Linked DNA regions of Homo sapiens: region 2 is linked to region 1. A link is an interaction called in ENCODE POLR2A ChIA-PET data of the cell type or tissue named here. Cell type or tissue: OCI-LY7. All regions are shown on one strand. Links, peaks and the distances in the headings refer to the core of each region. The heading gives the core; the rest is flanking DNA. Region 1 overlaps LOC105376387 (a long non-coding RNA gene). Region 2 overlaps LOC105376387 (a long non-coding RNA gene).

Region 1 (5,393 bases), core at 143-5,142:
GTGGGTATCAGTAGTCCCAGCTACTCGGGAGGCTGAGGCAGGGAGAATTGCTTGAACCTGGGAGGCAGAGGTTGCAGTGAGCCGAGATCACACCACTGCACTCCAGCCTGGACAACAGAGTAAGATTCCACCTCAAAAACAAACAAACAAATGTTTCATAATTTAAAATGCAAGAGACTGAGAACAAGATGGGCTTTGAAGTAACTGAGTTCACATGAACCAGAGGTTTTATTATAAACCAGACAGTACTCAGCTGACCAGGGAAAGCCAGTTGTTTCAAGCAATGACTATGATGATACTCAATGATGTTTTTTTGTTTGTTTGTTTGTTTTCACTGTTGTTTTTTGAGACAGAGTCTCTCTCTGTTCCCCAGGCTGGAGTGCAGTGATGCCATCTCAGCTCACTGCAAACTCCACCTCCTGGGTTCAAGTGATTCTCCTGCCTCAGCCTCCCGAGTAGCTGGGACTACAGGCGCGTGCCACCACACCTGGCTAATCTTTTGTATTTTTAGTAGAGACGGGGTTTCACCATGTTAGCCAGGATGGTCTCGATCTCCCGACCTCAGGTGATCTGCCTGCCTCGACCTCCCAAGTGCTGGGATTTTGGGCGTGAGCCACCGTGCCTAGCCAATGATGTTTTTATTTCCAATGTATTTTTAGTCACCGATGTTGAGGATGGTGATTTAAAAGACACTCCACATCTCATAAGGAAATGCACACGGAATAATTATTATGAAGCGACATGCAGGTGACATAAACGCACCATTCTGCAGTTCAACTGGAGCTGAATAAAATAACAAATATCGTGACTGATTCTGTCCACACTACTTGATCTTAGGCAGATCCTCTGCAAGGCTGAAGAACTGCTGTGCAAGAGGAAAAGAAAAACCCTGTGCATTTGGGCTTTACTAACAACTAATAACATCTGGACTTTGCAAGCATCCGTGGGACAAACTGAATTAGGCCAGCAATTTATGGATAGTTTATTATGGATAGTTTAGTCTCTGAATTTGGAGACAGTGACTGTTTCAGTGTGAAAGTAGCTATCTTCATTAAATTGTATTTCAGCTTAAAAGTAACATTTTCACTATCATGTCAGATACTCTAGAACACAGTATGCCCAAGCCTACCTTTATCTCCGTAAAGAGAACCTGGGGACTCCTAGAGGGTTCTTGAATGAGCAAGTAATGGCTTGTTGTGTTTGTATGACAGTATGTGATGGGCAGTGCCTTCGACTGTCTCAGCTCTTCTTTGTAAACGTCTCGTGGGTTTTTCCCCCAAGATACAACCAAGTGAGTAAATATTTTTATTAATCTTTGGAAAAAAGATCTGATTCATGCAGCTTATGGCTTCAATCCAAAGTTAGGACAATTCTTGGTGTAAGAGCCTTGGGATGACTGCTGAGTTTTGGGAAGAGTCAGGGAGAAAAGGAACTCTCTAGGAGAGAGTCTGTTTAGCTCTGAGGTTAAAACTCTAATCATTTGCTACTGTGCACTGCAGCCATAAATGAAGAAATGAGAAATATCATCCTAGAGCCAATATGACTTCTGCTGCCAAATATTGGGAAAGGCTTCTTGATGAAGAGGAAATACATCTGTGCACGCTGAAAAGGCAAAACAGTAGCCCATGGGTTGGAGTCACTCCTGGGAAGGCAGCTTTTAGCTCAGTGTGAGTAAGGTTTTCATAGCAATTAGAGCTGGGACAATAAACACTCCATCAAAGAAAAGATTCAATAAAGTTAAGGCTACTGCTTTAATAAATAACCCCTTATATTATTCCGTTCTCACACTGCTAGTAAAGACATACCCGAGACTGGATAATTTATCAAGGAAAGAGGTTTAACTGACTTACAATTCAGCATGGCTGGGGAAGGCCTCAGGAAACTTATAATCAAGGTGCGAGAGGAAGCAAACACATCCTTCACATCGCAGCAGCCAGGAGAAGTGCTAAGCACAGGGTGGAAAGCCTCTTATAAAACCATCAGATCTCGTGAGAACTGACTCACTATCACCAGAACAGCTGGAGGTAACTGCTCTCATGATTCAATTACTTCCACCTGGTTCCACCCTTGACACGTGGGGATTGTTACAATTCAAGATGAGATTTAGGGTGGGGACACAGAGCCCAACCATATCACCCATAAATTTCAACGGCTTCACACAACGGAAGTTTCTCTCTTGCTCACATAATGGCCTGATGCTGGCATTCCTGGTCAGCTCATTCCTTCTTCCAGGTGGTGACTCAGGATCCCAGGCTTTTGCATCTTGCAGCACTGGCCACCCTCTCTGGAGTCCTCTGCTTCTAGCTGGTGGAAAAGAACTAAGTGGAGATTTTCAGGCCCATTCACAGTAATCACTCAGCCTGTGTGCATTTCCTTATGAGCTGCAGAGTGCTTTTTTAGTCATCATCATCATCATCAACAGAGGTGACTAAAAATACCTTGGAAATGCAAGCATCATTGAGCAGCATCATAGTCATTGTTCAAAACAGCTGTCTTTCTCTGGTCAAGTGAGTGCTCTCTGGTTTTTAATAAAACCTCTGGTTAATATGAACTCAGTTACTTCAAAGCCCATTTGTTCCCGGTCTCTTGCATTTTAAATTATGAGGATTTACTGTATGTGCAAATGCTTTGTAGAGATCCTGGCCGTGAGTTCTGTGCATATCCACTAGCAAGAGCTAATCATGTGGCAACATCTGGATCTACAGGATCGGGGCATGTATGAGGTGTAGTCTCAGCTGGGCTACATGAAATCTATGGTCCCTTCCAACTTTGAGAGCTAACTAATTCAACCGACACAGAATGAGCACCTACTTCATGCATGACTCATTGTGTCAAGGAATACAAAAAAATGAAAAATGCACAGAAACTGTCACCTGAAAGCTTACATCTTAGACGGGAAAGCAGGACAAACTCAATGACATTACACAACAAAATATATGAGTTATAAAATGCTACGGGAATTTAGCAGAGAACGAAGTCACCTGAAAAGAATTTAATGGAGTTAATGTCCTCAGCAGGATGGGCTTTGAAGGAAGGGGTAGGATTTCAATGTGTGGAGATGAGGGAAGGTCTAGAAGGCAAATAACTGGCATAGATAAAAGATGATTGGATTCCCAATAATCCAAGGAATTGCTCCAGGAATTGCTGTTAGTACTGACCCTTCATATCTATGGGTCCCACATCCGTGGATTCAACAAACCATGGATCAAAAATACTTGGAAAAAAATTGCATCTGTACTGAACACGTAGACTTTTTTATTGTTATTCCCTAAACAATACCGTATAACGACTATTTACATAGCACTTGCATTGTATTAGGTATTATAAGTAATCTAGAGAAGATTTAAAGTATATGGGAGGGTGTACATAGGTTATATGTCCATACTATGCCATTTTATAGCAGGCACTTGAGCATCTACAGATTTTGATATCCACAGGGGACCTGGAACTCATCCCCCAGATACCAAGGGACCACTGTAGTTTTCTTTAATTTTTATTTCAAGTTTGGGGGTACATGTGCAGGTTTGTTACATAGGTAAACTCGTGTCATGGGGGGTTGTTGTACAGATTATTTTGTCACCCAGCTACTAAGCCCAGTACCCAATAGTTATCTTTTCTGCTCCTCTCCCTCCTCCCACCTTCCCCCATCAAGTAGACCTCAGTGTCTGTTGTTCCCTTCTTTTTGTTCATGAGTTCTCATCATTTAGCTCCCACTTATAAGTGAGAACATGCAGTATTTGGTTTTCTGTTCCTGCATTAGTTTGCTAAGGATACTAGCCTCCAGCTCCATCCACATTCACCCAAAAGACATGATCTTGTTCTTTTTTATGGCTGCATAGTATTCCATGGTGTATATGTACCACATTTTCTTTATCCAATCTGTCATTGATGAGCATTTAGGTTGTTTCCAAGTCTTTGCTATTGTGAATAGTGCTTCAGTGAACATACGTGTGCATGTGTCTATATGGTAGAATGATTTATATTCCTCTGTGTATCTAGGCAGTAGTGGGATTTCTGGTTGAATGGTATTTCTGTTTTCAATTATTTGAGGAATTGCCACACTTCTTTCCACAATGGTTGAACTAATTTACATTCCCACCAACAGTGTATAAGTGTTCGTTTTTCTCCACAACCTCATCAATATCTGTTATTTTTTGACTTTTTAAAATAGCCATTCTGACTACTGTGAGATGGTATCTCATTGTGGTTTTGATTTACATTTCTTTAATGATTTACATTTCTCTAACGAATATCAAATGAATATCAAAGTGTGATATTGAGAATTTTTTCATATGCTTGTTGGCCACATGTGTCTGTTCATGTCTTTTGCCTACTTTTTAATGGGGTTGTTTCTCGTAAATTTTTTTAAATTCCTTTTAGATGCTGGATATTAGACCTTTGTCAGAGACATAGTTTGCAAATATTTTCTCCCATTCTGTAGGTTGTCTGTTTACTCCGTTGATAGCTTCTTTTGCTGTGCTCTTTGTTTTTTTTAAGCCTATCTTAATATATTTTCTTAGTATAAATGAATAAATGCCTTAATCAATATTAGCATAGAGAACACTCAATAAATGGTAGCCACTAGTAGCTTTAGGTGTAGAAGTATTTAAAATTAAGGATTTGCTTGTTGATTTCACATGTACATAATGTAATCATACCTGGGGGCCATTAAGCTCTTTTAAATTCTCTTGATATTCAGGAAAAACACATTTATATACCCATACTAACTCAATTTAGATGTGTTAACAAAAAAAGAAGAAAAGTGAATTTCCCTCCAAGTACTATAAATGGAGCCATTGCTTCCCCTGAATTACTGGGAGAGTCAGCCTGATTCTTGGCCTGGTTGTGTTACTAGAGGCCAGATGCCAGAGTCACAGAATAGGTCACTTGGCCTTGATATACCTTGTTCATTCCCTTGATAAATGGAAATCACAGCCAGCATCACCTACGACAGAATGAGACAATGTCTGTAAGGCATACTCTACTCCGTGCTAGACCCAGCCCAGCCCCATGCCCACAGAAGATGACAAACAAATATTTCAAACCTATCTGAGTTCACTGGTACAGGTTAAATCTGAAAGGAAGCCTCATAGAGATTTTTCTTATTTAGTTCATCTGGTGTCAGTTCAAGGTTCCACACTGTCCTTTATAGATGGATTCGCCCTATAGAGTTGGGGGATCACTGAGCTTGCTCCGCGATTTCTGGTCTTCCCATAATCGCTCAGGGGCTTTAAATCATTAGCTGATCTTAACAATTAAGGATGAGGGAAAAATTTCAAAGCCTCGCAAACACCCACCCAAGAAGAAACCACAGGAAGTTAGAATGAAATGTTCATTTTCAGGCTAACCAGGAATTTGCAGTGCCAGGCAGAGAATTAACAAGCAATCAATCG
Region 2 (5,393 bases), core at 106-5,105, 78 kb before region 1:
AACTGACATTATGACAGGAATAAAACATCACGTATCAATATTTACCTTAAATGTAAATGAATTAAATGCTCTACTTGAAAGATATAAATGCTGGATGGGTTTTTTAAAACATGAACTAACTATATGTGCTCACAAGAAACTCACCCTACTGGTAAAGACACACAGACTGAAGGTAAAGGGTTAAATTTCATGGAAACGGAAACCAAAAGTGAGCAGGAGTACCTATACCTATATGAGATAAAACAAATATTAAATCAAAAATGGTAAATCTTGCATTTCTAAGGAGCATGAACTCTGATTTTGCCCATCCCAAGCAGCAAATTCACCCAACGTCAGGCCCAGCGTAGCCCTGACCATCAATTGTGTTTCTATACATTGACAATAAACTATCTGAAAAAGAAATTAAGGATACAACTCTGTGTAAAAGAATGCTAAAAACACGAATTTAACAAAGAGGTGAAAAATCTATACACTGAAAACTATAAAACATTGATGAAAGAAATTGAAGAAGACAACAAATGAATGGAAAAATATCCCATGTTCATGGACTGGAAGAATTATCATTAAAATATCCATACTACCCAAAGCTATCTACAGATTTAATGCAATCCCTATCAAAATTCCAATGGCTTTTTCATATAAAAAGAAAAAAAACAATTCTAAAGTTTATATGGAACCATAAAAGACCCTGAATAGACAAAGCAATCTTGAGCAAGAAGAATAAAGCTGGAGGCATCACATAATCTGATTTCAAATTATATTACAAAGCTATAATAATAAAAAGGGTAGAGTACTTTTATAAAAACAGACATATAGACCAATGGAGATGAATAGAAAGCCTCCAAATGAATCCACACATTTATGGTTGACTGATCTTCTACAAAGTTGCCAAGAACACAAGAACACACAATAGGCAAAGAATAAATAGTGTTGATAAAACTGGATATCCACATGCAGAAGAATAAAACTTAATCTTTATCTCACTTTATATTCAAAATCCAACTCAATATGAATTAAAGACTTCACTGTAAGACCTGAAACTAAACAGATAGCAGAAAACATAGGGGAAAGACTTCTTGACATTGGTTTGTAAATAAGCTTTTGGCTATAACCTCAAAAACCAAACAGGCAAAAATTGGCAAATTGAATTTGATATGGTTCAGATATTTTTTCACTCCAAATTTCATGTTGACATATAATCCTCAATGTTGGAGGTGAGGCCTACTGAGAGGTGTTTGGGCCATGGAAGCCGATCCCTCATGAATAGCTTGGTGCTGTACTCATGATAACAAGTGAGTTCAGGCTCTGAGTTCACACAAGTTCTGGTGTTTTAAAGTGTGTGGCACCCCTCCCTTGTTACCACCCTCACCATGTGACATACCTGTTCCCCCTTGCTCTCTGCCATGATTGGAAGCTTTTTGAGGTCTCCCTAGAAACCGAGCAGATGTTAATGCCATGCTTGTACAGCCTACACAACCATGGGCCAATTAAACCACTTTTCCTTATAAATTATGGAGCCTCAGGTATTTCTTTATAGCAAGGCAAAAACCACCTAATACAGATTTGTATCAAACTAAAATCTTTCTGCACAGCCAAGGAAACAATCAATAGAATGAAAAGTCAAACTATGGTATGGGAGAAGATATTTGTATACCATTTATCTAATAAGGGTTAATATTCAAATATATAAAATACTCAAACAACTCAATAGTGAAAAAACAAATAACGCAACCTAAAAATAGACAAAAGACCTGGGCCAGGCATGGTGGCTCACACCTGTAATCCCAGCACTTTGGGAGGCTGAGGTGGGCAGATCATGAGGTCAGGGGTTCGAGACCAGCCTGACCAACATGGTGAAACCCCGTCTCTACTAAAAAAATAATAAAAAATAAAAAATAAAAAAATTAGCCAGACATCGTGGCATGTGCCTGTAATCCCAGCTACTCAGGAGGCTAAGGCAGGAGAATTGCATGAACCCATGAGGTGGAGGGTGCAGTGAGCCAAGATTGCGGAGCGAGACTTCATCTCAAAATAATAATAATAATAATAATAATAATAATAATACCTAATAGACATTTCTCCAAGGAAGACATACAAATGCATGTAAAGGAAAAGATGTTCAACATCACTAATCACTAGAGAAATACAAATCAAAACCATAAGATATTACCTCACGTGTTAGAACGGCTATTATCAACAGGACAAAAAATTACAAGTATTAGTAAAGATATAGAGTATCTTTGTACACTGTTATTTGGAATGTAAATTTGTACAGTAAGTATGGAAAACAGTGTAAAGTTCTGTCAAAAAAAAAAAGATAAATAGAACTATCTATGATCCAGCAATCCCACTTTGAGGTATATATCCAAAGAAAATAAGTATGTCAAAGAAATATCTGCACTCCCATATTTACTACAGCATTACTCACAATAGCCAAGACATGGCATATATCTGAGTGTCCTGTGATTTTCCTTTGGCCTAAAACAAAGTTCTTTCTATTGCAATGGGTGAATGGAAAAAAAAATATGGTATATATACAATGCAATATTATTCTACCTTTAGAAAGAAGGAAATCCTGTCATTTGCTACAACATAGATTAAACAAAGTGGACATTAAGTTAAATGAAAGACAAATACTGCATGATCTCACTTAGATGTGGACTCTAAAATAGTGAAACTCATAGAAGCAGAGTGTAGAATGGGGATTTCCAGGAATGGGGATGGGGAAGTAGGGAAATGCTGGTCAAAGGGTACAGTGTTTCAGGGTACAGGGTACAAAGTTATGCAGGATAAATAGGTTTTGTAGATCTAATGTACAGCATGGCGACCATAGTTAATAATTCTGTGCCGCAATTCACAATTGCAAAGATGTGAAACCAACCTAAGTCCCCAACAACCAGTGAGTGAATAAACAAAATGTAATACATATATATCATGGAATAGTAGCCACAAAAAAGAACTAAATAACGTCTTTTGCGGCAACTTGGATGGAGCTGGAGGACATTATTCTAAGTGAAGTAACACAGGAGTGGAAAACCAAAAACTCTATGTTCTCACTTATAAGTGAGAGCTAAGCTGTGGGTATGCAAAGGCATACAGAGTGATATCACGGACTCTAGAGACTCAAAATGGGGAGAATGGGTGGGGAGCTATGAATAAAAAACTATACTTGGCCGGACACAGTGGCTCATGCCCGTAATCTCAGCACTTTGGGAGGCCGAGGTGGTCAGATCACCTGAGGTCAGGAGTTCAAACTAGCCTGGCCAACAGTGAAACCCCGTCTCTACTAAAAATACAAAAATTAGCGGGATATGGTGGGGGGGCGCCTGTTGTCCCAGCTACTCAGGAGGCTGAGGCAGGAGAATAGCTTGAACCCAGGAGGTGGAGGTTGCAGTGAGCTGATATCGCGCCATTGTACTCTAGCCTGGGTGACAGAGGAAGACTCCAGTTCAAAAAAAAAAAAAAAGAAAAGAAAAAAGAAAAACACTAAACTTCAGGTACAATGTACACTACTCCAGTGATGGGTGCCCTAAAATCCCAGAATTCACCACTATATAATTCATCCATGTAACAAAAAAAACACTTGTACCCCAAAAGCTACTGAAACAAAAATTTTAAAAAATACAAAAACATACTGTGCTGTATCCCTGAAATTTGCTAAGAAAGCAGATCCCAAATGTTCTCACCAGAAAAAAATACAGTAACTATGTGAGGTAATAGATACGTTAATTAGCTTTATTAGGATAATCATTTTATAATGTATATGTATATTAAAATGTCATGTTGTACACCTTACATATATACAATTTTACTTGTCAATTACGCCTTTTAAAAAGCTGGGAGAAGAAGACTAATTCACCTTAGGAATAAAAATCAAAAGAGAAACACATATTGTGAATGTTGTCATTGTTCTTCCTCACCATGAACATGTATTGGACCTTAGAATCCTCCCTGAATTCACATGCTTTAATGATCATTACTTTGTAGGTAATGGGTAGAAGGAAAGAATACATTTCATTGTCACAACCAGGTATGGGTATGGCAAATTCTTTCCCTGCCTTCCTATGGAACACAGTCATTTTCAACTCTGTTCAATAGCTAATGATCGTAACAGGATAGAATATTTATGTCAGGGAATGAGCTAAGCATTTGGCATATATTTACTAATTGACTCTTTAAAACACCTCCACAGAGTAGGTAATTTTTGTTTCCACTTTACAGATGAAGAAACTGAGGCACAGAGGAGTTTTGGGTCTTCTTTGGGACCACAAGACTAGCAAGTGGCAGAGCTGGAGTCTGAACCCAGGCAGCCGGGCTACTGCCTCTGCACTTGGGTGCAGCACCCGATAGTGTTAACGTGCATGATGCTGGTGTTTTTCTTTTTAGCTTTCCCAGTGACTTACTGTTGTGTATCTTGGGCCTTTTTTATCCTTTCTAGTTTTTAAAGCAACCTTAGCTTGAAAGAATTCTCTTGGGGGGAAAAAACATGTTCTGAGTGAGAAAAGTATAGAGAAGGCTGTCGGAAATCTTAAGTCCACACACAAATCCCTTTGGACTATCAAAGTGGGTTTTTTCCTCAATCAACAGGCCTTTGATCACTCACCACCAGGCAAAATTAAAACGCCAGAAAACCATGTGATATACAAACCATGTGACCAGGATTACATAACACAAGACTCTAGTATGTGGCCAAATTCATGTTAAGTTTTCCATAAGTATTTTGCAGTTTTGAGTTTGGAAAATCACACAAAATTGCTCTATGTCCTGAGTGCATTACTGACAATTCATTACTTAAATAACCAACTTCATTCCAGAGATTGAACTCCATCTAGGCTCTGCACTCTATATAATAACTTATCTTGATTTCATCTAACATACACGTCAGCATCACAGCTCAAAGAAACAGAGCTACAGGCAGAAAGGAAGAGGAATCTGAGAATCTGGAATTGACGCTTGGTAGCTAAAAATGGACAGACTAGTCATGGCAAAGGAAAGTCAGTCTTTCTGACTGTACCAATGGGAGATTTATAATTTGTGTTACTTATGGCTCTCTGAGGGTCCTTGGAGAATGGGAATATTTATTTGCCAAATGCCTGTCACTGTCACAAATAGCTAGGTTCTTTGAAAAGTGTACTCTTTCTTGTTAGGCACATTAGAACAAGCATCCAACTCCCTAAGGACATTAGATCCAAGAATTGCAGCAATGCTAAATGCCCTTGTGAATGCTTAAGATGGAAACGAGAGAAAATAATGGAATGGAGATTTGGTGCTAGAATTATGTTTGAGCTAAAGCTTAACCCCAAATCTAACTCAGTATCCCTCACTGGGCCTAGCAACATAGTTGACATGAAATAGAGAATGATAGCTTCACCCAGAGGAAAGCTATTTCCTCA

What was found. ChIA-PET counts read pairs that join two places held together with the same protein. Peaks named below come from ENCODE experiments on the same cell type or tissue, not always from the same donor. Only the 100,000 strongest peaks of a DNase experiment are listed, where the experiment ranks them.
Region 2: POLR2A ChIA-PET joins it to region 1 with 5 read pairs; 4 of 35 experiments call an interaction of 5 or more read pairs at or near these places.

What each region holds. Positions count from the first base shown.
Region 1 is chr10:7,100,749-7,106,141 of GRCh38, forward strand. All of the region lies in intron 1 of LOC105376387 (a long non-coding RNA gene), which reads right to left. Among named protein-coding and RNA genes, the nearest start is that of LINC02665, 7.2 kb to the left of the region's middle. In OCI-LY7, for the core only: no CTCF peak of the experiment used is centred there; DNase peaks (open chromatin) are centred at 2,043 and 2,453; H3K4me3 peaks cover 1,191 bases; H3K27ac peaks cover 933 bases.
Region 2 is chr10:7,022,784-7,028,176 of GRCh38, forward strand. The region is part of intron 1 of LOC105376387 (a long non-coding RNA gene); the gene reads right to left. Among named protein-coding and RNA genes, the nearest start is that of LINC02665, 71 kb to the right of the region's middle. In OCI-LY7, for the core only: no CTCF peak of the experiment used is centred there; no DNase peak of the experiment used is centred there.